Linked DNA regions of Mus musculus: regions 1, 2, 4, 5, 6 and 7 are each linked to region 3. The links are chromatin loops, found by intact Hi-C in ENCODE. Cell type or tissue: heart. All regions are shown on one strand.

Evidence for each region. Peaks named below come from ENCODE experiments on the same cell type or tissue, not always from the same donor. Only the 100,000 strongest peaks of a DNase experiment are listed, where the experiment ranks them.
Region 1: it touches region 3 in a loop (2.0-fold over the local background); 2 of 42 quality-filtered maps call a loop at or near these places.
Region 2: it touches region 3 in a loop (3.0-fold over the local background); 10 of 42 quality-filtered maps call a loop at or near these places.
Region 4: it touches region 3 in a loop (2.1-fold over the local background); 6 of 42 quality-filtered maps call a loop at or near these places.
Region 5: it touches region 3 in a loop (10-fold over the local background); 16 of 42 quality-filtered maps call a loop at or near these places.
Region 6: a loop joins it to region 3, with 2.6 times the contacts of the local background. A loop is called at or near these places in 5 of 42 quality-filtered maps.
Region 7: it touches region 3 in a loop (2.7-fold over the local background); 4 of 42 quality-filtered maps call a loop at or near these places.

What each region holds. Positions count from the first base shown.
Region 1 is chr2:158,863,103-158,867,102 of GRCm38, forward strand. No RefSeq gene overlaps it. Among named protein-coding and RNA genes, the nearest start is that of Gm38630, 44 kb to the right of the region's middle. In heart, CTCF peaks have their summits at 931 (motif pointing left) and 2,431 (motif pointing right); a DNase peak (open chromatin) is centred at 2,419.
Region 2 is chr2:158,910,816-158,914,815 of GRCm38, forward strand. All of the region lies in intron 1 of Gm38630 (a long non-coding RNA gene), which reads left to right. Among named protein-coding and RNA genes, the nearest start is that of Gm38630, 3.5 kb to the left of the region's middle. In heart, a CTCF peak has its summit at 1,972 (motif pointing right); no DNase peak of the experiment used is centred here; H3K27me3 peaks cover 1,646 bases.
Region 3 is chr2:160,366,533-160,370,532 of GRCm38, forward strand. It overlaps Mafb (v-maf musculoaponeurotic fibrosarcoma oncogene family, protein B (avian)), which reads right to left and starts at 533. Exons shown (of 1, transcript NM_010658.3): 1 at 1-533. The coding sequence starts at 144. In heart, a CTCF peak has its summit at 1,529 (motif pointing left); DNase peaks (open chromatin) are centred at 619 and 1,499; H3K4me3 peaks cover 3,727 bases; H3K27ac peaks cover 2,237 bases; H3K27me3 peaks cover 2,448 bases.
Region 4 is chr2:160,169,288-160,173,287 of GRCm38, forward strand. It overlaps Gm34741 (a long non-coding RNA gene), which reads right to left and starts at 378. Exons shown (of 5, transcript XR_866916.1): 1 at 7-378. In heart, a CTCF peak has its summit at 1,889 (motif pointing right); a DNase peak (open chromatin) is centred at 2,044.
Region 5 is chr2:159,052,258-159,056,257 of GRCm38, forward strand. No RefSeq gene overlaps it. Among named protein-coding and RNA genes, the nearest start is that of Gm25090, 85 kb to the right of the region's middle. In heart, a CTCF peak has its summit at 1,845 (motif pointing right); DNase peaks (open chromatin) are centred at 1,334, 2,434 and 3,714.
Region 6 is chr2:159,584,864-159,588,863 of GRCm38, forward strand. No RefSeq gene overlaps it. Among named protein-coding and RNA genes, the nearest start is that of 4933416E03Rik, 360 kb to the right of the region's middle. In heart, a CTCF peak has its summit at 2,017 (motif pointing right); no DNase peak of the experiment used is centred here.
Region 7 is chr2:159,998,774-160,002,773 of GRCm38, forward strand. No RefSeq gene overlaps it. Among named protein-coding and RNA genes, the nearest start is that of 9130015L21Rik, 16 kb to the right of the region's middle. In heart, a CTCF peak has its summit at 1,883 (motif pointing left); no DNase peak of the experiment used is centred here; H3K27ac peaks cover 8 bases.

The sequences.
Region 1 (4,000 bases), 1.5 Mb before region 3:
CCCAGCAAGGAGAATAGCAGTGCTCAGAAGTCCTAGGTTTAAGTCCCAGCCGGACAGTTACTTTGTAAACCTTGGCTCCACACTGTTTCTCTCTGGGTCAGGTTTCTGTCTGTCAAGCAAGGATGGCAGTATTAACTTCCCCTCCATCCGTTTACACCTGTGCTTCATGGAGTTTCAAAAGCCCTGGCCCATAGTTTGCTCAGTAGGCAAGACTCCCTACTACCTCTAAGTCCAACTGTGTCCTAGAAGGCTACCTCGGTTCCTTCCTCTATTACCTAAGCCAGACTACCTGGTGCCAGGATCTTTGGGTCCCCAGGTCTCCTTCAAGGAGGACTTTAAAAAAAAAAAAAATGGAGATAAGACATCCAGGAAAGGATCAAAGTGCAATGATGGACCGGTCAGATGGGTAGAAGCTAGAGATAACTGGGGCTGAGCAGAGGGAGGGATATGTCTGGGAGGGGTTCCCAAGGGCCGTAGTGAGGCCCCCTGGTCCCTGCGATGATGACACCAGATCTTTTGTGGGGAACACTTCCAAGTGGGGCTGCTGGTCACCCTGGGCAAGTGATAGCTTCGGGACATGCTCACACAGACACACAGGAACAAGCCTTAAACTGTAACTGTTCAGACACATGGATACTTTGCATACTAAGTGCTTGTGTATGGGATATAACTGTGTGCTGTTACACACACACACACACACACACACACACACACACACACACACACCGCACTCATCCCGGCAGTCAGATAAAATGTTCCTGTGCAGTAGGCCTGAGGAATACAACCCCTGCTTCCGTGGCTGTCACATGCTGGATCAGGCAGCAGCCCACCCTTACCAGGGATGTGGAGGTTCTGATCCTAGCCCAGCCTCCATCCATCCATCTGCTAGCTCAACTTCTGATGCTGCAGAGCGGTACTGTGCTGCCCTCTGCTGGCCAATAGGAGTCACTACTCGTCCCTTTCCTGGCAGTCTAGCAGATACGGAGGGACAGGGGCAGCTAAGGAACTATTTCCTCTTTATTGCATTCATGCTTGTCACCCTTCCCTTGCTTGTAAGTACTCAGATTTAGAAATAGGAGCGTTGTCAGTATGTGGGCCTGAGTTCACCCCCAGAACCTGTGTGTGTGTGTGTGTGTGTGTGTGTGTGTATGCTAGGTGTGGTGGTACGTATACCAGGGCACACTGGCCATCCAGTCTATACTATTTACTCAGCTCCAGGCTCATGAGAGACACACTCTAAGGAGGTAGACAGCATTCTGAGGATAAACACTTGAGCTTGCCCTCTGACCTTCATGCGTGCCCGTCCAACACATGCACATGTGCCCATACATGTGAGAACCTGGGGCCCAGTAAGCCAAACCATGTCATTTGAGGCGTCTTCCAGCTCCCTTTCTACAGCAACCCCCTCACAGCCACCCACTGTTGCATCCGGTCCAGGGCTATTCTTCTCAGTCACCTTTTCCTCCACAGGCACAGAGGGACCAATTCTGAGCTCCAGGCGGGAGTATCAGGGCTTGGAGGGAACGGGGCACACATTTTAGGAACTGCCCTGGTGCCTGGGCATGCTGTGTTTTGCAGAACAGCTGCAGACTCCCCAATGGCCTTCCCATGAAGAGGCAGAGTTGGTCTGCCACCCCTCTCTGGGTCTTGCAGGCTTGTAACTGTTTTGATTCATGGAGGGATGTCAAGTGATGCTGTCATGTGACAGAAGGTCATTGCTGGGACGCCAAGGCACCCCTGTGCCAGGCCAGTAGTATAATACTAGAATGTTGTCAAGAGCAGCCTCAGAAGACCTCAGTGCCAATCATGCTTTCCTGCCCAGGAGCTAGAATGTCACTGTGGAAGTGGGTCCCACCCAGTCCTTTGAAACCCAGCCCGATAGGCCCTCAGCAGGCAGGAGCACACCCATCCTATTGCCACTGCCTAATTCCTGACCATCTATGACGATGACAAAATGTTTTGTGCCTACCAAGTTTTGGGATGCACTGTAGGGCAACAATCGAGAGGGGCATCAAGCTGGTGTAGGACACTGGGCCTGGAACCAGAGGCCTGGAACCTGGAGAACTTTGCTGTTCTGGGGGTGGCGTGATCCCTGGCTAACCATCCCAGAGCTGAGGTGTAGCCTCCTGGGTCATTCCTAGTCTCATTCTGGGGATATCAGTCTGCATAAGCCAAGCATACGCTGATGTGAAAGCACCGTTTTGTGCATAAGCCATGACCTCTGAAGGCTCTTCCAGGTCAAAGCGACACGCTGGCATCTGGGGTTGCAGAAAATGTCCACAGACAACTCAGGACAGATGCAGCTCTGGTTAAGGCTTTCTGCGTTGATGTGTAGGCCTGCGCAGCAGCGTTCCCTATACCAGGCCCTCTAGAGTAGCTCAACCTCTGAGTCTGACCTGTCTGCAGCATGGATGCCCTGGGCATGCACTTCACCCAGAGGCCAGCAGGGGTCGCTGGCACTCCGTGTTTGTGTGTCTGGAGCTGCATAGGCTAGAAGCCAGACTTGGTTTACCGCCCTAGAGTTAAGGCCTGCTCAGATCTGAATACCTCCTCTCTCTCTCGAGGAGTCCTAGCACATGACACTGCCACGAGCCAGGCCCTTATCAACCGGGCCTTTAATCTTCAGCAGCTCCTAGAGGAATGCATTCGTCATCTTACTGTGATAACCACAGCAGAAATCTAAGCCCACCAGCAAGCATTTGCATTTACTGCCTGGGCAGGCCTACCAAAGAGCAAAGGGTAGCAGGTGGAATGAAGGTACCCCGGTGGGGTGTCCAGACCACTCCAGGTCTGGCCAGTGTCTCTGTCCATCAAAGATACCCTTCCTGTAGTCTTGAGGGGCAGAGAATTTGGGGAGTGGCCCCAGCAACAGGCTGGGCACGTGCCCAGGAGTCTTGCTTAAAGTTGTGATTGGAGGTGGGAGAAGTGGTTCAGTGGTTAAGAGCATGTCCTGCTTGCTCGTCCTGAGGACCCAAGTTCAATTCCCAGTGCCCACATTCATAACTGTATGTATAGCTCTAGGGCAGAGCCTCTGTGGCACCTGCACTCATGTGCACGTATTGCACAGGATTAAAAATAATTAAAAACATTTTATTGATTGCGAATCTCACATCATCACTCACCCCAGTCCCACTCATCTCCCCATCCCTTCCTACCTGCCCTCTGCCCTTGCAACCTCCCCCATAGAAGAGAAAAGAAAAAACAAATCGTGGAGTCTATAGTATGTTCCTTGTCCACACATCCTTACTTGAAATTGTTTATTGCAATGAGTCATTGCAGAAGCGTTGGTCTGGTTCAAGCACCCTGGCTTCTGCTACACTGTCAATACTGGCTCCTCACGGGGACTCCTCTCAAGTGGTGGGGCCAGCTCTCCTGCGCTCACATCCTCAGGGCTGACTTACCTGCAGTGCTGTCCACGGTTGGCTCTACTGTGCTGCTCAGGTAAGGTGCAGGTCTGCTCTCCCAAGCACTGGAGCCACTGAGGGGCAGGGACAGCTCTCTCACTCTCATGAGCCCAGAGCCAGGTCTCCTGGCTGCTTCATGTGGCAAAGGGTGAGAGCGTAAGGGCACCTCTCCCTTGCCCATGCCAGCACACGACAGATGAATGGCAAGGCCAGCTCTCCTGCACTCATGCCCTTGGGATGGCTCACCTGAAACCCTCCCCCAACCTGGCCCAGCTCTACTGTGCTTCCTGAGTGAGGGCTGGGCCTTATTCTCCCTAGTGCTGCACCTGGTAAGGGGAGGTGCCAGCTCTCCTTGTCTCATGCCTTCGGGGCCAGCCCTTCAGCAATGCCCAGATAAGAGGTAGGACCAGCTCTGCACAGCCCTCAAATATCAACATGGGTACAGACGAGGGATGTCCTCCAAGCCTTTGGTGGTAACATACCCTCTTTGCTACAGGGGTGTAGACCCAGACACGGTCCTTGGTGCCAGCATAAGTGTCTTCATCATGGTTTATATTCCTGCACAAACATCATGACCAAGAAGCAAGTTGGAGAGG
Region 2 (4,000 bases), 1.5 Mb before region 3:
CCGGCTGGAGGTAGCTGCAGGGACTCAGACAAGGACCTGGTTTCTGACAACTGTTCATCAGTTGTCATGTGGATGGAAAGTCTGAGGCTAGTTGAGAGGAAAGTCAGGGCTCCTTGGTTGAGAGCCTGGCTATGCATACACTGGTCAGAAAGCTCTGGAAGTGAAGAGGATTGCCTGGGCCATGGTGGAGAGGGCACCCTGAGTAGGAGGTACAGAGATGGGAGGATTGGAAAGGATTTGGTTGTCTGAAGGGAGAGCACCTTTAGGATGTTCTCATTGCAGCCCTTACCGTGAAGGCATGCTGTATGCGGGACTCCACGGTGACCTGATTTATCAATCAACAGATGCCCCTTAAGCCCTAGTGCTGGGTAGCTATTTCCTCTGTATTCAGCCTTTCCGGAGTTGGGGAGGGGTTCCCAAGACTCAAGAAATAGAGAGATGTTTCCAAGGCGTAGGAAGCTCAGGAAATCACGAGATTCACAGGGCTCCTTGCAGGGATAGAAAAACAGTAAACACCTGCTGGCAGAGGAGACTGGGGTGGGCCCCCCTCCTGCAGGAAAATTGGCAGGGAGCTTAAGGGATGCAGCTTGCGGAGCTGTCACTCATGTGGGGTGGGCTTTCCCATGAGGCTGCTGCCTGAGAGTTACTTATGCTCCTTCTGCAAGCAGCATCAAGCCAGTGAGCTGGACCGGAATTGTTCTTATGCTCTGGCATGGGTACCCTATCTTGAGCGAATCGATGTTTGTTCATCTCTTCCTGGGAAAAAGTTACACAATACCCCACCATATATGCCAATCACTGGGAGTTCAGTGGAGAATAGACAGTCAGGCTGAGATGCAGGCTCCTGATCCAATGGAGAAGGCAGACAGTGAACACTATAAGGGACAAACCTGGGGCCATGTCTCTGCTCCTTGCTGTGTCATATGATCTGTAACTGTCCAGCATTCTTGGCTCCCAGAGTTGATTGTGCTTGGGGGGGGGTACCTGTTTGGGGAACAGAACTGTGAAGTAGCTAGCCTATAGATGTGATCTGGGAAGGGTGGTGTGGAGATGCTGAGCGACTGTCTAAGGTCACAGCCATTAAAGGTGTACAGTGAACCCACAAGTCTAAGGCATAGGCAGTCTGAGCGTTCCATCCACACATTCTGGAAGTCCACACAGGACCTCGGGGTAAGAGAAATGCAGTTACCTCTCCCTAAAAAAATGGGGTTGTACAAATCTGGCCACTCACTTATGGGGTTCAGGGCAGTAGAGAAGTCTTCAGAGAGGTGAGAAGTCATATAGGAGGCTCTTGGGAACTCTTCTAGACTGTCTGGTTAAGGGAGGACAGAAGAGTGAAGAAGAGGGAGGAGGGGCGGAGAGGGAATGGTTGGAAGAAGGAGAAGAAGAGAGAATGAGAGGAAGGGAAGAGGAGAAAGAGGGAGATACATGGGTGGGTGGGAGAGAGAGAAAGGAGGAGGGAGGGGAGGAAGATGGAGGATGGAGGGGAAGAGGAGGGGGAGGAGGAGGAGGAGGGGAAAAGGAAGAAGGGGAGGAGGGAGGAGAAAACAGAGGAGAGGAAGAAGCACGAAGAGGAGAAGTGAAGAGTAGGAGAACTCTCTAACTGCATCCTCCCTGCCAAATCTGGACTCTGGCTCCTTTCCCCCTGAATCCCCAGCACCAAGGCCCCTGGACTCCTGTGTGAACCCCCTGAGCTGCCATCTATGTCATCTTTGGGACTGACCTCTTGAGGTACTTTCTTTCAGGAACTCTTGGTGTTTCGGACCCAAGTCTGAGAAACTCTGCGGGCTCCTTCTCTTGCTTCTTTCTTTCCTTCCACTTTGGCTCAATTCATTAAGATGGTGAACTGTGCTCTTCTGAGGTCTGTGGCGCCTGGGCATAACTTTATTCCCTCCATAAGAATAAGGATCCTAGGAACCAAGAATAGTTTATCAGTGGAGATAGCACCTTCAGTCATCACACAGGCTGGCCACACGATGGCGCCATGGGACCATCAAGCCCATGGCCCGCCTCTCCTAGGTGCCCTGCTTACCCTGGTGGCATTTCTGTCTTGTAAGTGGTCCACTGGAACCAAGCGTGTTCTGCCTTGTTTGGTCACTGTCACCTTCTCATTTCCATCCATGAGTGCACACCCTCATACACAAGCACATATACACACATACACCCACCACACACACAACACACAGATGCAACCACATAGTCACATACCACACGAAGATCACACACTCTAAACAGACTACAATATACACAGTCTACATACAGACCACACACACACACGTAGCCACAAACACATGCACCACACACATCAGACTGCATGCATACAGACGCATACATAACGTACCATACAGACCACACATACACAATTGCACACACTACATAGCATATTATACATACCACCCCAGCACCCCAGAGGGACTTGGGAGAGAATTTAGAGGGCTCCCTATTTTCTCAATCTCCTTCCCTACCTGCTCCACTCACTCCACCTCTCCCCCCTCTTTCCCCTTCCCCCTCATCTCTGCTCTTCCTCTCCTTCCTCATTTAATGTATCTGGGCAGTGACTTGCACCCTGATCTGCCTGGGCAGATAGACCTTGTTTGCCCACATGGGGTCCCATATAGGTCTCTCCTCCTGGAAGCTCTCAGCCAGAGGTGACACAGGAAAAGGTTGCCTCAGGCTCCAGGCCCCTGAGAAGGAACAAGAGCTCAGAGCTCTAGCCAAACATGATGCTGACCACTGACCAGCTGACCAGCGTGCCTAGTGGTGCCCCTTTCAGACATGGTTTGGAAGCTCATGGTGCCACCAGCAGGGCCAGGAAAGAATGACTCCATGTGGCACTGACTGGGAGAAGTGACCAGAGCGAATTTCAGGAGTGCTCAGAGATCTGTGGCGAGTTAGCGTTATAACAACTGTGGCGGATGAATGACACAGGGAAGGGCCATCCTGCCAAGTACTTAATACTTAGGGCCATCCTGCCAAGTACTTAATACCTAGTCGCTGTGCTGGGTCCTCTGCACAGGTTCTGTGTTTTACTTTGATTACCTGGTAGAGCAGGTAGGGGGTGGGGTTCATAAGCCAGGGCTGGAGGCAGACTCTGTTTTAAGGCAACAAAGCCCAGCATACAGGCAAGCTAGGCCCATTTGATTTTTAGGGCTGGAGAGGAAACCCCACCAGTTTACTCCCGGTTACACGGGGGCCATTGTTGCAGTCTTTTTCATTTCTCAGCCATTGTTTTCCTGTTGGGAGGATTGTCCCGCAGCTGACGTCGGAGCCTGATTTAATGAAGCAATAACCAGGGAAATGACTTCCAATTGATTATTAAGCATTTGTTTATTAGTGCGCGGTATCTCTGACCCCAGTAGCTGTTAAGTAGTCATTAAATATCAAGGAAGATGGTTCTGTTTATATATTTTGTTTATTTACCGTCATGAAAACATCATTGCATCAATTAAATGTCGATTAGGGGGCCTGTGATTTGAATTAGATTATATACACAGCGTCAAATCATTTTCATGTTTCCGAGATATAATCTGTTTTTGTTTTGATATTTGGTAAGACTCCCTCTGAGTGTTAGGGGCTGAGGCTGCCTGAGGTGATGCTGGGCTTCAGCGCCCTTCCCCATTGCATGTTCCTTTCTGACTTTGCAGCCTGGGACAGCATGAAGGTGGATCTGTTCAAAGTGGTCATTTGTGGAGGGGTTGGCTAGTTTGCCGCTGTCATTTTTAGTTTAATTATTATTATTATTTTTTGCTCCTTCCTGCCTCCCTTCCTACTTCCCTCTCCTCCCTCTCTTTCTTTCTGTGTTTGTGTGAGCATGCATATGTGACTGCATATTTGTGTGTGTGTGTAAGTAAGCCCCTAGTTGATAATAGGTATCTTTCTTAATTGCTTTCTACTTTATTTATTGAAACAGGGTTTCTGGAGAAACCTGGTGCTAGTTGAGCTATGCAGTTTGCCCCAGGGATCCCACCTCTGCTTTCTAAGGACTGGGATATAGGAGGCT
Region 3 (4,000 bases):
GCGTGTGCATGGCCGGCCCGGACGCTCCGCGCGCCCCAGGGGCTCCTTCTTCACGTCGAACTTGAGAAGGTCGAAGTCGTTGACGTACTCCATGGCCAGCGGGCTGGTGGGCAGCTCTTGCCCCATGCTCAGCTCCGCGGCCATCGCTAAAAGCGAGGCTCAGCCGCCGCTGCCGCGGGGAAAACTTTGCGGCCGGCCGGGACGCGCCGAGCCAAACGCGGGGGCGAAGAGCGGCAAGCCGGGGAGGCGGGGAGCCGAGGGCGCAGCGGGCCGGGGCCGCCGGCCAAGCCTTTGTCTGGGGACGCGGCGGCGCGCCGGAGAGTCCTCCCGAGGCTGCCTGAGCTGCCCCGGAGCTTGGGGCTGCGAGCGCGCCGGGAACGAGTCAGGTCGAGCCGGGGCAGGGTAGAGAAGCCGGCGAGGTGCGCGCAGGGGCAGAGGGGAGGCGCGGGGCAAGCGCCCGCCGCTCGCTCTCCGACTCTTTGGCTCTAGGGCTTTCTTGCTTGCAGCCGCTCGCAGCCCGGCGGTGCAGCTGTGCAGGAGCTGGCGCCGCCGCCGCCTTTTATCGCTTCCTGATGTCACTGGAGCGCGGGGGCCCAAGCGGCCCGGCGTGTTGGCCAATGGCTGCACGGCCCCCGCGGCCCAGCGACGCTGGGCGGGGCGTGCCTGACAGCTCCCCCGCCCCCCCGCGTCAGCTGACTGGAGACCGGAGGAGCCCCGAAGCCGTTGAGGCCTGGAGGAGGGCTGGAGCCGAGTGGGACGGACCGCCTGGTCCCAACCCCCAACACCCTCTGAGTCGAGGTTCCCGCACGCTTGCCTTCAGTGCGCGCCCCACTTCTGGACCAAGCCGCCGTTCCCACCCCGCTGTCTGCACTCACGCCTCCCTACATACTCTTTACACTCCCACCCTCGGCCCGTGTCACCCCCAAGTAGGCTCAGAATAAGCGCCCGGGATGTCGCTTCCCTGGCCCTTTGTTCCCAAGCGGCCCCCGCCCAGTGGGCGACGCTCCGTGTGTCCTCGGCGCCGCGGGCCGAGTGAATGTGTGTGGTGCGTGCCTGTGTTTCGGTAGCTCTGTCTGCGCTAATGTATGCGGTGGGGGAGGGCGGGGTTGGGGCTCCAAGAGTTCTGTTCAGATCTAACTCTTAACCTCTAGGAAGGTTCCTCGGGCCAAGAGACGCTGTTCCTCTCTTAGCCGGTTCAGTGATTGAGCTCAGAAGACAGAGCTCCAGTGGTCTCGCAGCTCCGTGCATTCGCCACCCCCCCACACACACCCCCAAACGCTCCCAAAGAAGATAAACAAACAAACAGAGTTGGCCCAAAGGCTCTGAATACCTTTCACTTGCCAGTCGTGTGGAAACCTTACAACTCCGAGGCTCAGAGCCGAGACCAACACCGGTCTGTGCACTCAGTGGCTCTGGGATGCTGGGGAACCCGGCCCTGTTTTTGTCTGAACGTTTTGTAAGGATTAAGCTGATCCAAGCTTCTGACGGCTGCAAGGAGATTCAAACAGGCATAAAGTGCGACCCCAAGTGGCCACGGTGCGCAACGGCGCCCTGAACCGGTTTGTTCTTTGCGGGAGGGAAGGCTTGGATGGCGTCTCGGACCCGTGCAGGTCCAGCTAACTGATCCGGCCAAGCCAGGCCTGAACGCAGGCTGTGTGCGGCCTGAAAGCCAGGGCAGACTCCTCTGGAACTATGCACAGGCCCTCCGACCCCATCTTTGGACTCAACCACTAACCCTCTCTGCTCACCTTTTCTGAAATTCCATATGCAAGCCTTCCAGGTGTGCTTGTGGGCTACTCCTCTCAGGAAAGGTCCTGAGCTGGGAAGATCAGTATTCTAAACTGAAAACGCCAGGTGACGAAGGTTCAGGGCTACCGGATGAGAAACTTCTCCGGAACGCAGACGGGAGGAGGAAGGCAGAACACTGGGCTTTCAGACAGGGCTGTTGGGCGCCGACAGAGACTCCCTGCCCTGGGCCAGAAGGGCAGGAAATGTGGGACTTTCCTCAGACCCCGACCCCGACCCCAAAAGTGAATAGATGTCGAATTCGCTGGATCCGGAGATCCGACCCGGCTCCCACGTCGCTTTTTGCTTCCCAGCTCAGGACGCGGAAAGATGAGCGTCAGAAAGCGCGCTGGGTGAGTGTGTCCTAGCTGCTGGCTGCACAGGACCTGCCCTCCAACACCGCGCACGGGGGGCTAGTGACCCGCAGCATTGACAACCAGACCAGACCTTTTCCCCCCTTTTAACAGAAAGAAAAATTTGCTTCCAATCAATAAGAAAAGCCTTTCCCCCCTTCTTAAATCCTTAGGGAAGGCGGGGTAGAGACTGGTCACAGGAGCCTAATTTTAACCAAATGGGTGTATTTTAACTAAAACTTCACCTAAAAGGTTTAGATCAGTGAACTGCTGGGGAAATCTCGAGCCCTTTGGAGAAGTGCGCTCTCGGCAGAAATGATTCGACTGCCTAGGTAGAGAGCCAGGGCGGTTAGGCTGAACCTCCCACAGATGAGATGGGCGATGAGGACACAGACTCTCGCCTAAGAGTCGCAGCTGCGGTCCTGCGAGGAGAGCGCGCTCTCGGACCTCGGCTCAGCCAGGGGACGTTGAGACCATCAGGTTTAGAGTTCCGGGTCTCTGCAAACCGGGGTTTCAGGCTCGACCACCACACGCATACTCTCTTAACACTCATGGGGCTCCAGCTTTAACCTCGCCCCACTCCCCCCACCCCCAGTCATCCGAGACGCAGCGCTTCCCGAGTACGCGCCTCACTGCAAACCCTCCTGGGAACACCGGGGAGGGCAGCAGAGCAGGGCTTGCTCCCGCGTGTCTCTGTCATCACGGAGGGCTCAAACCCCACTTCTCAAGAATGTGGCCCTTGAAGAGGACTCTTGTGGCCCCAGACCAGTAATTGTAAAACTCCAGAAGAAGCGCTACTCTCTCAGGCTTGGGGGACTCGGCCTTTGTCCCGGCCGTTTTTCTCCTCTTTGTCCCCGTGACTATCTCTGTTGTAACCACTCTCTTCCTCTGAGCTTTAGATGAGCTATCTCAGCGTCTCCTAGGTTCACTTTCCCACCCCCCAACCCGTTTCCGTCCTGGAGTAGCCCCTCCTTCCAGAGAGAGAGAGAGAGAGAGAGAGAGAGAGAGAGAGAGAGAGAGAGAACACCACACTCCGGTGGGCGCAAGAGTGAAACAGGAGGGTTGCCCCAATTGAAGGCCTTTGCTCGCAGCCTATCCCATTTCAATGGTCCAGCCTCCCCCATTCTAATTCCTATGCGCTCTGCTGCATGGTTTTGGAACTCCTGGGCTAATGACCTTTCTCTCTCCAGGCTGCCACTGCAGACTCAGTATTCGCGTGAGGATTCCTCCCAGTCCATGGTATCACAGCAGGACAGGACAAAGGACTGGTCCCCCCAACCCTGAAAGGCAGGGGAGGTGGAGAGGGTTCAGGGACGCATTTTAACTCGGAGCCCAACGCGCAATAAGACCTCGATGGGTTGTTGAAAGAAGTGGAGAAGCAAGGGGAAAGAGGCAGGAGGCCCAGGCACCGAAGGAAAGCCGGGATTGCCAGTGGCCAGAGCCCCTGTACCCAACAGTTCCTACCTAGCGCCTAAATACATACTTGAGGATTTTTTTTTCTCCAAAGCAAGCCCTGCTGCATCATCCTTTAACTACATCGCAGTGATGGAAGGACTCGGAAGGGTCCTAGATACTTGGCCTTGAGGTACTCTTATTTTAGGAGCAAAAGTTACTCTCCAAAAGAGCAAGTATGAGGTTCTCTCGACACTGCCTTCTTCGTGACATCTCTGCCATGCCATCAGGGTAATTTGATAAATACCCAGCGGCGCGCCTTTCAGCCTGCGCTTTCGGACTAGGGCGGCGCCCTGGCACCTGCGCTGAGGTGCGTGGCTCTTCCCGGTTTCCCGGAGGGCTGCAGGTGCTTTGTGAGCAAGTAGGCGGATCTGCTCTGCGAGTGTAGGAGTGAGATTTATGGCACATAG
Region 4 (4,000 bases), 200 kb before region 3:
CATCACCTGCCAAGAAGGAGCCAGCAGCAGACGCACTGCGGTTCTCCACGACAAAAGCACGTTGGCCATCAATGCATTCACTTCTGAAACATCTTTATAAAACTGGGTCACTGTGTCAGGATCACTGGCTGCTGCAGAGAAGCATCCAAACATGGCCCCCACTTCCAGGAAGCAGTCGTTTAGGATAGAGGAGGGTAATGAGTCACCTAAGCTGTCTGTGTGGCTTAGAATGCTCATTCTATGAGAAGAGTGAGCAGCAGAACTTCCTTGTAGGGCAAAACGATTGGCTTAGACAAAAAGAAACACGTTCAAAGCAAAGCTGTTCACGTATACCAGCCTGTCATGACATGAACACGCTGTGCTTTCCCACTGAAGATGTGTGGTAAGCGTACCAGGGGAAAGGATTTTAAAACAATTTTAAAACAGGCATAACACATTTCTCTTTTAAAATGTCTTTCTTAAAAGAAGAGTAAAAATAAACAGAACACACATTGAAGGAGTGAATTTTCATGGGTTTCAAACATAAGCAACAGGCCTATGCTGTTGGATTCAGACTATAGCTACCTTTGTGGGTAGTGAGAAACAGGAAGGGGGCAAAGAGAGGTTGGGAAGGTTCTGTTTCTATTTGTAATGTCAGTCATGTAAATGTGCTCATTTTGTGAAAATCCAATACCTCTACAATTATGCACATTTTTTCTTTATTTTGCTATTAAAAAAAAGACATGGATGTTCACTTTCACTATATTATCTTTATACTTTTATATCATTTAGCATTTTAATTACATAAATAATTTTTAAAAACTCAACTCTTGCTGCGCCATATGGCAGGTTAGAGACTACAGACAGGCTGGCTAGCTAGGAAGTTAATGAAAGAGCTCAGAATGAAAGAAATGATGAGGTCTACATTAGAAGAATGAAGGCCAGGCAGATAGAAGAAGAAAGGGGCTGGAATGCTGTGTAAGTCAGCTTCCTGTTACTTAAAGAAATACCTGTGAAAATCAACGTATAAAATGAAACGTCTATTTTGACTACGGTCCGGATATTTCAGTTCATGGTAAACTGCCTCCCTTGTTTCAGGTTTGTGATATACTAGTGCATCATAGTGTGGGGGAGGGGGAGGATGTAGTGTCCTAGAACCTTTCACACCAGGGTCAAGAAACACAAAAGAGCGAGGAGTCAGGTTACACAATCTCTTTTGAGGCCTCACCACCAATGACCCAAAGAAGTCCCACTAGAGTCTATCCCTTAAACATTATACCATCTTCCAATAAAGCCACGCTGTAGACTAAGTCTTCAATACACAGGCTTTGGGGGACATTCCAGATTCATGATGTAGTGGGTATCAAAGAATCTATGGATCCTAATGACCACTGGTCATTCCTCAGGCTCCTCTGCAAACTTTAAGCCATAAATCCATGTGATCCATTGACACCATGGATTAAAGCTACCTTTGGACAGAGTAAGAGCCCATTGTCATCTCTAGGGTAAGATAGGCTTGGCTCTAAAACTCCTTGCCTCAAATGCTTCTCTTTAGCCTGCCTTTCTCAGATCCTCAACCCCAATCTAAGCCATTTCCCCAGAGCCTTATAATTGGCTTAAATGTTAAACAGGAGATTCCTGGGGAGGGGTGATCCATTATTGAACCAGACATAATCAGCATGATTGGTGTATCTGATTAGCAAGCTCTCAACACGAAGGCACCTACCTGAGAGGAAGCCATGCAGGGTTCTGACAGCAGGTAGAAAAAGGATGAAGGCTTGACACTGTGAGAAGAGGAGAGACACACTGCAGGAAGAGACTCTCAAAGAAGGTGGCCACCAAGCCCACGAAGGGAAAGGACAAAAGGAGCCATTAGGTTAGCTCTTAATAGCAACACTCAAAATATCCACAGGGGGGCGCTCTGTAGGCCCATGCATGGCATACAGGAATCCTCCAAGCTGGGAACACTTTAGTTCTTGACCTCACAGGAAAAGGGCTTCTGTTTTCTCTCTTCAGATGGGAGAAGCGTGCAACTGTGAACTTGCAGTTCCTCTGTCCATTCCCTCACTTCCCCATCCTGTGGGGCGATACATAATGGATATGACCGTCAATTGAGAGAGTTCCCCATCTGTGCACCTGTTCACTAGTGTGGCGTGGCTACCCAGAATCCCTCCGTGTCTTCCCCCTTCGTTTCTTTCTCCATTCAGTGTCCATCAGGGTAAGTTCACTTCCCTTCAGACCATGAGAACATCAACCTGCCTTCTCCAGACAGAGTCGCTCTGGGGTCCATTCGCTTTACCCCCTTGGCTGTAATGGTTGAGTCAGTTCACCTATCGCTACCCTACCCTAGAGGGCTGGAGTGAGGAAGAGCAAGCCCCTTTGGCCTAATGTTCCCCGCCACCATTCACACTATTGTTTTCAAGTCTTGCCTCTTCGTCTACGTATCTGTCCTTTGTGTGTATGCCTTGGGTTTACGTCCTTTTATAGATCAAACACAAATTAGGCTTAGCTAAAAGATTTGCCCTTACCAAGAGGATGTGGGTAAAATGAAGGCCAGATCCAAGCCTTGATGTCAGGAAGCAACCCTTGTTTCCACCCATTTTTTTTTCTTTTTGCTCATGCTGTTGCCATGGGGAGAGTACCCCCTGTTTTACCCACTGGTCCATGGAGAAAGAAATGACACATGACACAGATTTAAACACAGCCTGGATTACTTGTTTTGCAGATAGATAAGCTAGGATAGTTTGGCTTTAACATACTGAGTCTGGGGATAGCTGTTACACAGCCTTATTAGATCAAAAGCTACCTGATGTATCTCATCATCCTTCCGTTTTCAGCTTAGGAGAGGAAACTACTACTTTCCATATAATGTTTATATTTGACCCAATTGAACTGCACTCTTTCTGGATTTACTCTGATGCATGCAGGGAAATTTCATTACTTGGGAGTGGAGGTCCTCTCGAGTTACATCTGCTAGCCAATACGACTAATGTTTCACCCAGATGCATCATAACTTGGATGACTGAATTATAGTCATCCTACCTAAAGCCAAACTCCAACAGAGACCATGCCTTTACTGTAGCAGCAGCAGGAACCCCTTTGTGGTTAGGAGATGATATCAAAAATATTTTAAATCTATGTTACAGAAGACAAGAGGTCTACACAGTGATAGCCCATGCCAGCAGGTGCGATAGAAATAATTCCTCTCCTAAATGTAGTCCAAGTAAGGCTTTATAAACGTGCTATTGGGGTATTTTCTGAGAAATAAACTCCTTAATATGACTTCATGGTAGGAGTTCTATTTCCTTTATTCTCTGGAGTCCCAGGGAAGAAAAAATATGCCCCCTGGCAGTGTTCCATAAAACTAATGATGTGGGGGAATACGTGAATAATTGCCTGAATCGCTGGGTTACGTTTCTGTTAGGAAATCTCTTGGCAATACAAGGAAGGGGCCAGGACAGTTAAATTGGAGTCAAGTGACATACACTCCTGCCGCATCAGCTAGGCAATCTCGTGGGTCAAGGGAACTGTGGCGGCCAAGTCTATAACGTGGTAAGGGTAACAACCGTCCCTGAGTGTTTTGAGTTCACAGTCACTGAGACAGAGGATTTGAGTTAGTAAGGGGTAGACATAGCATGGGCAAGCCATTACAGAGGCAGGAGGACCAGAGGAGATGGGGCAGAGAGACGGGTCTCCCAGCTGCTGGTCAGAATCTGAGAGCAGGGCCCCAAGTTTCAGTACTATGTGATAGAGAGCCAGATGTGGTACATAAAGGGTTACATGTAGCCTTAGCGTAATTATCTATATCTCCCTCAATCAGGGAGCATTGTGTTTTCTTTCTAAGTTGTCAAGAATCTCCCCCAAGTCAGGAGCATCCAGAGGCCCCGGGCAGCAGCAGAAGTCCCTGTGGAGAGCATACTTGGAAAGATAAAGTAAAACACGTCTTCTCTCAGTCCAGCAATGGTCCAGTGATAATCAAAACCCTGAGATATAGTGCCCTATGGTAATTCACAGAAACCAT
Region 5 (4,000 bases), 1.3 Mb before region 3:
AGCCACTACCCTGGATTGGTGGCACATGCCTTTACTTCCAGTGCTAAGGAACAGTTTCTTAGCACAGAAGAGGTAGTGCATTTACCCAGGGATCTGAGATGGTTTTTTTTTTTTTGTTGTTGTTGTTGTTTTTTTTTTTCCTCTGAGGAAAACCAAGAGTCACCTTTTCTGTCCTTGGTGATAGTTTTTGTTTGTTTTGTTTGTTTGTTTGTTTGTTTTTTGACACGCCTGATTAAGCAGATTGTGAAGTCCTCTTTCTCTGAGGATTTGAGTGGATGCTTCCTCTTTGGCCATCCCTGGATGCTGCATGCCTTCAAGGCACCCAATATAAGGGGAAAGGACCAAGACCTTTTCATGTGCCAAAAGTGTCCAGTCTTGGGTTAGCCTTGAAATCCTGTGTGAAGGAAGTAAGGATACTCCTTGCAAAAGCAATGATGGGCATTGATGACAATAAGCAGGCACTGTTGACTGGGTCCCACGGTGCTGGCCAGGGTCTGATTGCTTGCCTTGCAAGTCTATTTCTCCTGGTTGTCCTATGAAGTTCTTGATCTATGCCGAGTACTCCTGCCCCCAGTTTTACCGGTGGAAAGTGAAGGGTTGGTAAGCTCTAGTGCTATGAGTACTATTCTCAGGCAGAACCCATTTCTCCGGACTCTTAGGACAGACCTAATGCCTACTGTGCTCCCAGGATTGACACTGCAGACACAGACATGGTGGCACTAGGGTGCTGGGCCATACAGTACACAGTCCAAGCTCCTGTGGCTCTAAAACGGTTGTGACCCTGGTGCTTGGGATTCTTGACATTTAGCCTGGACATGGGAAGGGTCCCAAGCCTGCTTCATTGATAATAGTTTATCTCATATCATTTGGCAGCTTCCATGGTATAAATATTTTCATCATGGCCATTTTCAAGCTATTTACCAGCCAGTAGAGAAAGCAAGTGGAGAGGAGAGAAAGGGATAGTCAGCAGCCGTGTATGTAACAAAGAACTTCCTGTTTCTAGCCAGTTGTTGGGCCCAAGACTCTAGCAATTAAGCTTTTGATCCTCCTGAATTCTATAGAGCCTGGACCGTGCAAACCAGAGGCTGTTTCCAGGTAGGTTCTCCATTACCTCAGCATGGGTGGGAGAGGAGGTGTTTTTCCTTCTTGCTTTGCTATCCTCAGAGTCAGAACAAAGACTAGGCCCCCCAAAAGCCAGGGCCTCTAATCTCTCAGAAAAAAAAAAAAAACAAAAAACTTTGAGAGGAGAGGAAGGTCGCTGATCTGCCATAGAGAGCTGGCAAGCTGGGTGTCCGGAGGCCAGGGCCAGGGATTCCGTGAGTGAGGCGGAGAGCAGAGCCTGGCAGGCTGGGAGGAAACGTCTGGCGGAAAGTCTCCTGGACCCTCTATCCTGTCTCTGTCACTCCTACGTAGATTAATGCGATCCAGGATGCCCTTGGTTCTGACCGGCTATACTTGGGGCTACCCCAAAATAGACAGGACGCCTGGTGCCTCTTGTCACAGTCTTAGCTATTGTCTTTATGAGCTCAGTGAGTTCAGAGGTCACACCCTAACACTTCCCCTGTGGGCTAATCACCATCAAGATGGATGGACACTTGCGTGGGCAGCCTGGAGCTGTCTGGCACATCCCAAACTCTGGGCACTTCAGGACCTGCAAGAAGTGTGTGTGTGTGTGTGTGTGTGTGTGTGTGTGTGTGTGTGTGTGTGTGTGTGTTGGGGGGCATTGTAGAGGTTGTCAAAAGACAACCTTTCTTGGTTGAAGCTGGAATAGGGGCATCGGGCTGGTGCCATGGTGGGGATAGTGTATGTCCAGAGATAGCCACTAGGGGGCAGGCCATGACAGCAGGTGGGCCAGGTTAACTGCTGCCTCAGCTCAAAATATCTGTGGGAGGACTTATAACCTAGTGGAGAGTGTTTTGGGGCATCTCCAGGATTGGTAAACTCTGGAGAGATCCAAGGTCCAGGTCTGAATAGGAGGCGAGGACAGAGGAGGTGGGAGCCTAGTGTAGATATCTTTATCACCTTAAGGCTGTGGTGAAGGTAAATTGCTTGACCATGAGTTCGGGATGGACACGAGTTTCCCCGATGAGGAAGGTGTGGGCTAGGTAGAATACCAGGGATAGGGAGGGCAGGCTGGGGAGCGCCAACAGCCCAGGATCATAAGCCAGAGGCAGGCATCCCGGCTTGAAGGTAGAGGAGCTCCTGGAGGGCCCTGCTTTATTTAAAAATCCCATAGGGCCTGCCTGGCCTGGTTTCTTTCCTGTTATCCCAGCAAGACTGAGCTTTCCCCAGTGTCTCAAATTAAAAAAAAAATCCTTGTCCTTTCTGCTCTGAGCTCTGCAATATTTGGCCTTGGTTGATCCTGGCAACTTGTGAGGCTTCTGAGCCTGCTGACTGTCCAGGATGGAATTTTCCACGGAGGTTTTGTAGAGCGATGCTGAGGGCCAAAGAAACTTGGGCTCTACACTGAGATGAGACTGGGAACTCACCCATGACTACAGGCCCCAGCGGGCCTTATTGTCTTCCTTCCATCCATCCATCCATCCATCCATCCATCCATCCAGGTTTTTTCTCCTTCCCCCACCTATCCTCTTAACAAACCAGCCACCCTTCTATCAAGCCATGCATGTGCCCTGATATCTATCCCACTATTCTCATGCATCCATCACTAATATAATCTATTAAGATGTATTATGGAGGCTTGCTGTATGCCAAGGTCGCTTTTTGATGCTGAGAATACAGCAGTGAGCATGAGAAAAAGTCTCAGCCCCTACATCCAAATGACAGTGTCTCAGCATCAAGAAGTCACTTGATGACACAGGGAAGGGGGGAAAGAACTGGCTGTGCTATTCCTGGGGTAACAGATTCCCTTCATCCTTTGCCTTGATCTATCCACATCCTCGTGGAGCCACCCCGCAACCCCCATGCAGATGTCTGCTCACAATGTCTGTGTCTTCCTGGATAGCAACAGATCTTCGAAATCACTGATGTACACACACCTCCACAATACGGACCTACAACTCTCTAAATTCCTGTGTGCACTCGTGTCAATTCACACCAAGCACATGCTCTAATACATGAGTCCTGGAGGCACTTATGCACACTCGTAATCCATGTACACGGCCAGGAATACACAGACACACTCACATGTTCACAGTCATTCAAGCACACTGATCTCTGTGCATAACTGCATATAAATATGTACACCCAGGTTAGGTGCAGGTAGGATTGCTATGTCTCCAGGGCATATGGACCCATATAGCCACACTCAGGTCACGTGTACACACTCCATGTACATGCCCTTGACACCACCACCACCACCACCCCCGCCAACCAAAGCCCTCACACCCTCTCAGAGCCCCATCCCGTCCTGGAAAATTATCCATACCTCTGACAGGAGAATGGGTTACAAATGCGGCCATGGAGCTGTTTTGACACTTTTGATGAATAACATTCAATACTATTAATTAGAACAATTGCTTTTCATTTAACTAAATCACGGGAATTGCTAAACTAAATTGAAACGGAATGTAATTTTGCCTCGCACTGCTTTAATATGGGCCTCTAAATGTCTTCTCCCTGAAGGATTAGTAACTTAATCACCCACCAGTGATAACTGCTTCCCAGGCTCAGCTGGGAGGTTTCCTGCTCAGGAAAAGACTGGCTGAGAACAGGCTAGGGGCCCTGCGGCAGCTCCTCCTGCCCCTGGCTTCCTCTCTCTGAATTATTCATCATCAGGATGTCACTTTCTCCCTCCTCTTGGTCCAGCCTGACCCTCAGAGACAATTTCCATCTTCAGTCATCCTGGTCCTGGATGTGTAATTCGTCCTGTGTCTGATGTCCTGAGAGCCTGACTGTGGGCTCGCATTCCATCTCTGCCCTCTCCAAGCCTAGTCGAGTCTCTCTATCCTTAGTACAGATCCTGGCATCCTGGGATCACTTAGCTCCTGGAGGAAGTACAGAGCCTGGTTTAGGATGCAGTGGCTCATTGACAGGGGCC
Region 6 (4,000 bases), 780 kb before region 3:
GGGTTGTGCCTCCCTAAGCAGTTCTAGGTAGTTCTAAGGAGGTTTGAGATGAACTGCAAACTGGATACTGGACCCCCACAGATTCTTGTCTCTCTTCAGGCCTTGCTAATGGTTCAGATGGAGCTTGCTAGCTTTTCAGCCTTGTTATATGACAAAACTTTTTCTGGGGAGATGCTACAAATGTCTGCTCACCCTGGATAAGGTCCCTCAATAGACCAAAGTACGGATGCCGCCAAAGCCCAACTTGGTGAACCATGAGGTTTATTGAGGGTTACTTACTTATAGAAGCAGAAATGAGTCAAAGACTGCAATATCAAGGCCCATTCCGGCACTCATATGACAGCTCACAAAAACTAGAATACCCAGAGCACACTGCACACCCCGATGTCAGTTCAACACGTTGGAGTATGCCCTTTCCAAGCGACTCTGGTCTAAACTTCTTCCAGGCAGTTTGGGCAGTTCCAGCACCTTGGCTGTTTTCTGGTTCTCCCAGGCAGCTAGGCTGGTGTCAGAGTCTTCTTTGGAGCTTTCCTTGTGTGAGAGAGACTCTCAGCTTTTATTGCTTACTCTGACAGGGAGGGGTCTGGTGAGTCTACTCTGTTTCAGGGATTTTTCTGAAGTTATTTTGAGTTATTTATCTTCCTGCTTAAAGAGCTTCCCTAAATGATGGAAGGTTTCAATCTCAGAGAAAACTGTTAAACAGTAAGCCTTTTCAGATATATATATATATATATATATATATATATATATATATATATATATATATATATACCATATCTAGTTTGTTTCCTGTCATCAATACCTTAGTATGGTTACTGTTTCAATATACAGCCATAAAGGGGAATATATGAGACCAGAGAGGTATGCAAGGAGACCTACAGAGCATAAAGGGGTTAGATCTGTCTATTGGAGGTGGGCAGGATAAGTTGATGAAGAAAGCTAAACAGAATTGCTGTGACATGCCATAAGTTTGGAACATGAATTCGATGCACTTAAGGGAGATGTAAATGAAAGATGCTGGAAACTAAAGAACAGTATACATACAGTAAAGATACAGAGAGAGACACATATGCCTGGCAGTGGACCAGTATGGGAAATATCTGAGAAAGAAGTTCCCTCTGTTTGTAATTTACAAATCAGTTCAGTGACATCCTGGCCGCAGCCCGTGTTATGTGGGCTCTAAGGTACCCTTAGTGACCTTTCAGTTCTTTGTTACCACTGAGAATTTGTACAAGCACATAAACGTTTCCATCCAATCCATCCCATTCCCTTCCCTCTAGTTACTCCGCTGTATCCCTCAGAACTTTGCCCTGCCAGTTTCAGTTGTTCTTTGTATAAACCCACCGAGTTCACTTCGTACTGTCAATGAGTGCATGGGCACAGGGCCATTTACTGGAGCAAGGGTAGCCTCTCAGAAAATATTATTGAGCATTATTATGGATTAAGTTATAGATTCAAACTCAAATCCCAGCACCCCAGAATATGATAATATTTGGAAACACAGCCATGACTGATGTCATTAGCTAAGATACACAGCCATGGCTGATGTCATTAGCTAAGATGAGGTCATTAGGGCTGTCTTCCAGTCTGTTTGTGTATGTGTGTGTGTGTGTGTGTGTGTGTGTGTGTGTGTGCACTATTAGGCTTTATCTCGTAGTTGTGAGTGTTCTACTTGCTCCCTAGGTCCCAGAGGAAGAAAAGCCTTAAGGCAAAGGAGTGTAATGCCCTGGAGTAGAAAGGTTATCTCCAGCAAAAGAGCTTGACTAGTCCTCAGGCTCTTCTTCCCCTGACTGGCATGCTACTGGGCTCCTGGTGCCTACTTTAGAAATCAAGAATGGCCTTATTTTACTTTAAGCAAAATCACATGGCATACATGGCCAGGAATGGTGGCCAGAAGATGGAGAAAACCTCACTGTTTACCAGACCCCTGAACTTGTTTTGCCCTCAAACTCTCTGTGGCTGAAGAGATAAAGCATACGTGTTTTCTGTAGAAATCACCATCTGTGAATTGTGGTGGGAGCCAGACGGGGGCAGCCTTGCAGCAAAATGCCTAGAGGCCGCATTAATGTCTTCTCCTGACAGCTTAGATGGCAGCTAATTTATATATTGCCTCCCATTAGTTTGGGGAAAAATATAGCCACCAATAAGGAAGAGAATGCTTCTATTTCTTTAGCTTAAACATGCCTGCTTCAGTGGCGAGCAGTTGATCTCTAAGTCTGCTGTTTTCGGGCTATAAAAGCTGTTTATTTCAGTCTATAAAAGAGCATTTGAACTTATATAGCTATTTAAGTTTAAATGTTTTAGGGGGAAGCAAAAAAAAAAGTCTAGGAAATTAGCAAAGCAGGCTTGAAAGCAGACCTCTCTCAGCAGTAAGGGCTTGCATGGAAACTTCCCTCTCTGGGAATGCCCCTGCCTGCCCCCAGCTCACCCAAAGTAGCTTCAGCACACAGGAAATGCACCGAACTGCCTGTGTGTGCTTCCAACATCAGCAGTCATTTGGGGAAAGCTCTCAGAGTCAACTATTTCTCCTCAGGGTGTGATCTCTACTCAGTAGGTGCCTCTTAAGAAAGCAGCAGCTGTCTGAAGGATGTGGGTGACAGATTTGAACAAACCCCTGTTGCTTTCTCTTGTAAACAGTGTATTCCTGTGAGGGATCTTGGGTAGATGCATCCCTCCCTCCTAGTGCACCTTGGGTCTGATTTGTTGTTGTCTGTGAGACCAGGAACCCCATGGATATGACAGAGAGCTACCTGCTCCTGAGTCTGAGCCTCCGACTGGATCCCCACCAGGGCTCTGTCCTTGATATCTGTCTGGCAGAGTTAGCCTTTCTCTGAGAAGACTACCTGTGAATACAGTTTGCACCTGCTTTGTTTAGGGTGTACCTTTGTTTAATGGTTCACCTTTTAGAATGTCCTGGTCTAGACAGCACATTATGAGATCCATCAATTCTTAGCAGTCTGTTCTTGTATATGTGGCCATATTTGTGCTCACTGTGTGGGAGATACAAGTGTTTGGGGGTAGAGAAAACTTCAAGAGAGGCATTCTCTTGGTTTTGGTTTTGTTTTGTTGTTTTTCTGTGTCTCCTATTTCCATTAGTGTTAAAGGAGGTGTTCGAGAGTTGCAGAGAACACCTATAGGGAAATGTAGATGTAAGAAAATGGGAAAACCAGAAAAGCACATGCATTAGCAAGTCCCGAGTTACCAGAGTTCAGTTCTACTGGGGACACCTTGACACAGTGTTACTTCATATGGTGGATGAAGGCTCCCAAGGGTGTCATGTCCATCACTTCTGTCTACTTGGAAGAGTGCAGAACTCCCTTCGAAAGCTTTTTACAAATGCTACAAAGCAAAGAAGAACAGACATCAGTCTGTATTCTGAGCAAAAGGAAGGGAAACAATCTAAGAAATCCGAGGAGGCCTTGATATGAGCTATGGAAGGGAAAAGAGAACAGAGAACAAAACACAAGTACTAGTTTGGTCCCTAGATGCTTTTTTATCATCCTGGCTCAGCTTAATTGGCAAAGTGTTCCTGCAGGAAGTTTATCAACACAATAGTGAAATTAAAGTCCAATTATTTAATGTGCTTCTCTCTTGCAAGCTCTGAAGGCCTTGCAGACAGGATTGCCTTTGCTCTCTTTAGCATGCTGTCGGGACACAATGGGAGAATACTAGGGAGTCCATAAATGAATGAATGCTGTCGGTTACTTTCGATTATATCATCATTCTGGCATTTGCCCCCCCCCATGAGATGGATATTGTAATTTTCTCAGAGTAACATCACTAAAACTCTAAAACTAGACTAGACATTTAAGCTTCCCTCCTCTCCTTCCCTCCTCCATTATCTACTTCTCGTAGAAATAGAATGTTTGTAAATAACACCCTACAATCCCCAACCCACCCTCCTCACAGTATTCTCTGTGTCCCATCTTCAGGTATTGTATACTTCTACTTCTACTCCTTGGCCCCTTGGCCCCTCTCCAACTCACCTTCCTATTTCAAA
Region 7 (4,000 bases), 370 kb before region 3:
GAAACCCAGCTTGGTTATACAATGACTTTAACAAAGTCAGTGAGACCCTACCCCATAAGAACTCTCTCTCTCTCTCTCTCTCTCTCTCTCTCTCTCTCTCTCTCTCTCTCTCACACACACACACACACACACACACACACACACACACACACACACACACACAAATTAGGAATGAAAAGCCAACCCTATGTTGGTGCAACATGGGCTCTAACATGCATCTTCACACCTCTAACCTGTCTCCTTACAAGACATAACACAGCAATGTTTGGCAGCAATAGCAAAGTTCAGTCTGAGCAAGGTAATGGCCTGCCAGAGAGCAGGGGCTGCCTGCCCAAGCCCTGGTTTGGGCATGTTTATATCATCAAAACCACAAAAACCATTTAGATTGGGAAAACAAGGAGAGCTTTTAATTGACTGTGTTGTTGTCTTTAAATTCTCTGTGCATCATGTCACCCTTATGACCTATAAAATGTAGTCCCCAACTACCCCTCTTTTATATGTCCTGATATCAGAAATTTACTAGAAGAGTACAAAGCAGTTTCTGTGAAAAGAACTTATAGACCATGGGCATCAAATCTGTCACCCACAAATTCAGAAGTTGGGGCTTCTTAAGAAATGGCTAGCCTAAGATCCCACAGTGAAGAAGAAACTGAGTCAAAGCGAGGAGTAGTCACTGCTGACGTAAGAAAGGTCAGGGCATAAGTCTAGAGAGGTGTCACACCCACATCTAATAACTATAGGGTGACTCTGAATACTCCCAAAGAGGCCACTCGCTTTAGACCCTAACCCTTGAGCGGCATTTGAAGAAATTGAGGCAATGCCAAAGGTCGGCTATAGAGACCCTTGCTTACATATTGGGATGTGACAGCCTTGCAGGGGAGGGAAGAGAAGAAAGGGCAGTTAATTCACACTGTGAGGTAGGAATGGATGCCCAAAACATCAGTGTAGGACGCGTCAGAGCAAAGCATGGCGACCTGGCAGAGTAATGCTGCATGAGAGTGGTGTTCCAGGAAAGAAGAAGAGTAACCCTCTTGACTTTTCTGTGATGGTGGTGTCCCGTGGACTCCCTAGGCTCCAACTAGGTAATCTAAACAGGTGATTTGTTTGATAACGATATGGCTATGGAAAAAGAGATTTGGAACCATACACATAATTAAAAATAATAAAAAACATTTTAAAAGATTTCTACATTAGAAGATACACATACAAGGATGTCTAGATATTGGTACATTACTAATTTTTATACACAGGCAAATGTTTCAAGATACTGATTATATTTTCTTTATTTTCATTACCATAAGAAAATAAAATCATTCTTACTTTCCTTTGTTGGAGTGATACCCATATATAGATAGATAGAGATGAACATAATAAATGGAAAACAAACATGAATTTAGTTTACTTTTATGGTAGAATCCTAGAAAATGTGGCAAAATACACTATAACATAGATCAGATCCAACCAAGACTTAAAACCATGTGTCAATTTAAACGTAAATTGTGTAATGAATTGCTACATCTAACGCGGGATTGGTAGACCTAACTCCCCAAATCACCAATTAGTAGAGTAGGAAGTTGCCACTCCTTTCAAGATCAGGAGCAGAACCTAGAGAAGGGGCACACGGAGATCTCTCTTCCTAGCCTAGAGCCAGGAGCCACTTCTGATCAATGAGTGGTACTTGGGCTCGAGAACAATAGAGGAAACTCCCTGAGCTGCGCATTTATGGGATGCATTTATGGGATGCTGTGTAAACCTGCCCGTGGACAATGGTCCTGGTGGTAGAATGCCACTGGATGCCTCAAGGGCCACCTCTTGCCAAAGGAGAATCCATATTGGAACCAGGAGAGAGTCCACTGCAGTCTGGTATCTTCAGTGCCCTCTACTGGCCATGTTTTTCATTGTGTAAACTGGCTAAAGGGTGATGTTTGAGGGAAGAGAGGGTGAGGATACTGCTGAGATGCAGGCAATCCTGCACAGCAAAATATCAGAAAATAAACGAATAAATAAAAAGATTAATAATATGCCCAACAACTAGAAAAAAATCTTCTTCTGAGATTTCAGTAATTATCCTTCCTGGACACTTAATTTAAAGAAGGGATATTATTCTTAAAAAGAATAAAAAAAAGAAAGAAAAATCTTAACATAACATTTTACACACAACAGGTCTATGTTGGCTTGTTATCTTGAAGTCACAAACATGTCATTCAAAATTTCCTTCTACATCACGTTGGTGAGTACACAACATTCCACAATGAAATATTTGCAGGCCCCTTTATCGTTTCATTCTTTTTAATTTTGTTTCTAACAGCTCACTTATATCTAATGAGACCCATGATACTTTATGTACTCCACATTTCAAAACATATTTAATATTCTTAATATATGTTTGAAGTTATTGCTTGTAATTTTTAAACCAATGTGCAGTTCCACAAAAGCATATATGTAAATGCCCATCTCACTTCATCCTCAAGAATGGAGCAGTGTCATGTTTAAATGCATAGCTTTTAGACTTAAAAATGACTTGGTTTTTACAAATTTGATCACTAAGGAGGTTAGTAATTTTTAACAGTTTTAAGTTCCATATTTGATAGCTTGTTTTAGCCATTGACTTGAATTCTTGGGACTTTTAAAAAAAATTTTAACATGTAAAACAAGTCCCTAGGTAAACACCTCAACATAAAGGTATCCTTGCTAAGAAAAACAAATCAGTAACAAATAGCTAAGACCATTATCATTGTTGTGAGAGTTGTACAATGGGTAAGATGCTTGAACCAGAAGAGAAAGAGATGCACACTTTCACAGTGAAGGAAGAATTGCTGTTATGAGCTGTTTGTAATATTATCGGTAAAAATAAAGGAGGAATTTTACCTTAAAAAAAATCTGATGTTTGTATTTAAAGAAACCAAAATAGGAAAGAAAATGCAAGAAGGAAGACTGACAAGTAAAAAATAAGTTGTGATGAAGAAAGAAAAGGGAAGAAAAGGAGAGGAAGAAGAAGAGAGAGGAAGAGAAGAAAAAGAAGAGGAGGAGGGGGAGGAGGAGGGAGAGGAGGAGGACCAGCAGGAGGAGGGGGAGGACGACAAGGAGAAGGAGAAACCGCTCCACACATACACAAAGGGTTGGCCTGTGATAGCTAAAGCACTCAGCTCTAGGGGTGAACACTATTCCCTAAGTGTTTCTAAGGTGACTGAGCAATTAAACTATCTCTCTTTTCTCCTGCCACATACTCAGATATATCTGAAAGGGATTAAACGATCGATATCGAAACAAACAAGTGAAGTGCTAGATTGCCATAGAGTTGCTGGATCATTGTCATCTTGAGGCAACCAGAAATTAGAAAGATATAAAGATACTTGAAACAATTAAATATTTCAAATAGCTGATTTTCAGGATGTAGAATCTCATGCTGGACAAAATAGTGTATGGGACCATTACGGTAGGTGGGATGATTTGATAGATACCTTCTTAACAACTTAGACAAATCAGGAAGCAAAGCATAGCAATTTGATGGGTTTTATTTAAAGGACAGAGGGCATGCATGCTAACTATGAAGTTGAAGCATGAAATGAACGTGAGAAGGGAGTGTCCCGGCCCATTATCCAACAAAGAAAACCACCCTAGCTAAGAACAGTGCAGTGAAGTTGGGCATGGGCCTGTGCTGGATTCCAGCTGCCATTGTACGAGGCATCGCCACTGCTCCTTAAATCAGTTTCAGACAATGACAAATTCCTCAAGTCCAAAACATGCTTTTCTTCAAATGAGAATAGCTGTGCACCATAATTTCTCCTCTCTCTCTCTCTCTCTCTCTCTCTCTCTCTCTCTCTCTCTCTCTCTCTGTGTGTGTGTGTGTGTGTGTGTGTGTGTGTGTGTGTGTGTGTGTGTGTGTGTGTGTGTGTCTGGGAGGGAGAGTGTGACATGGAGGTTCTAAATAGGCGCCCAGACAGATGGGAACCGCAGTGTGACCTTCCTCTCTCTCAGGAGCTTCCAGCAAAATGGTTTA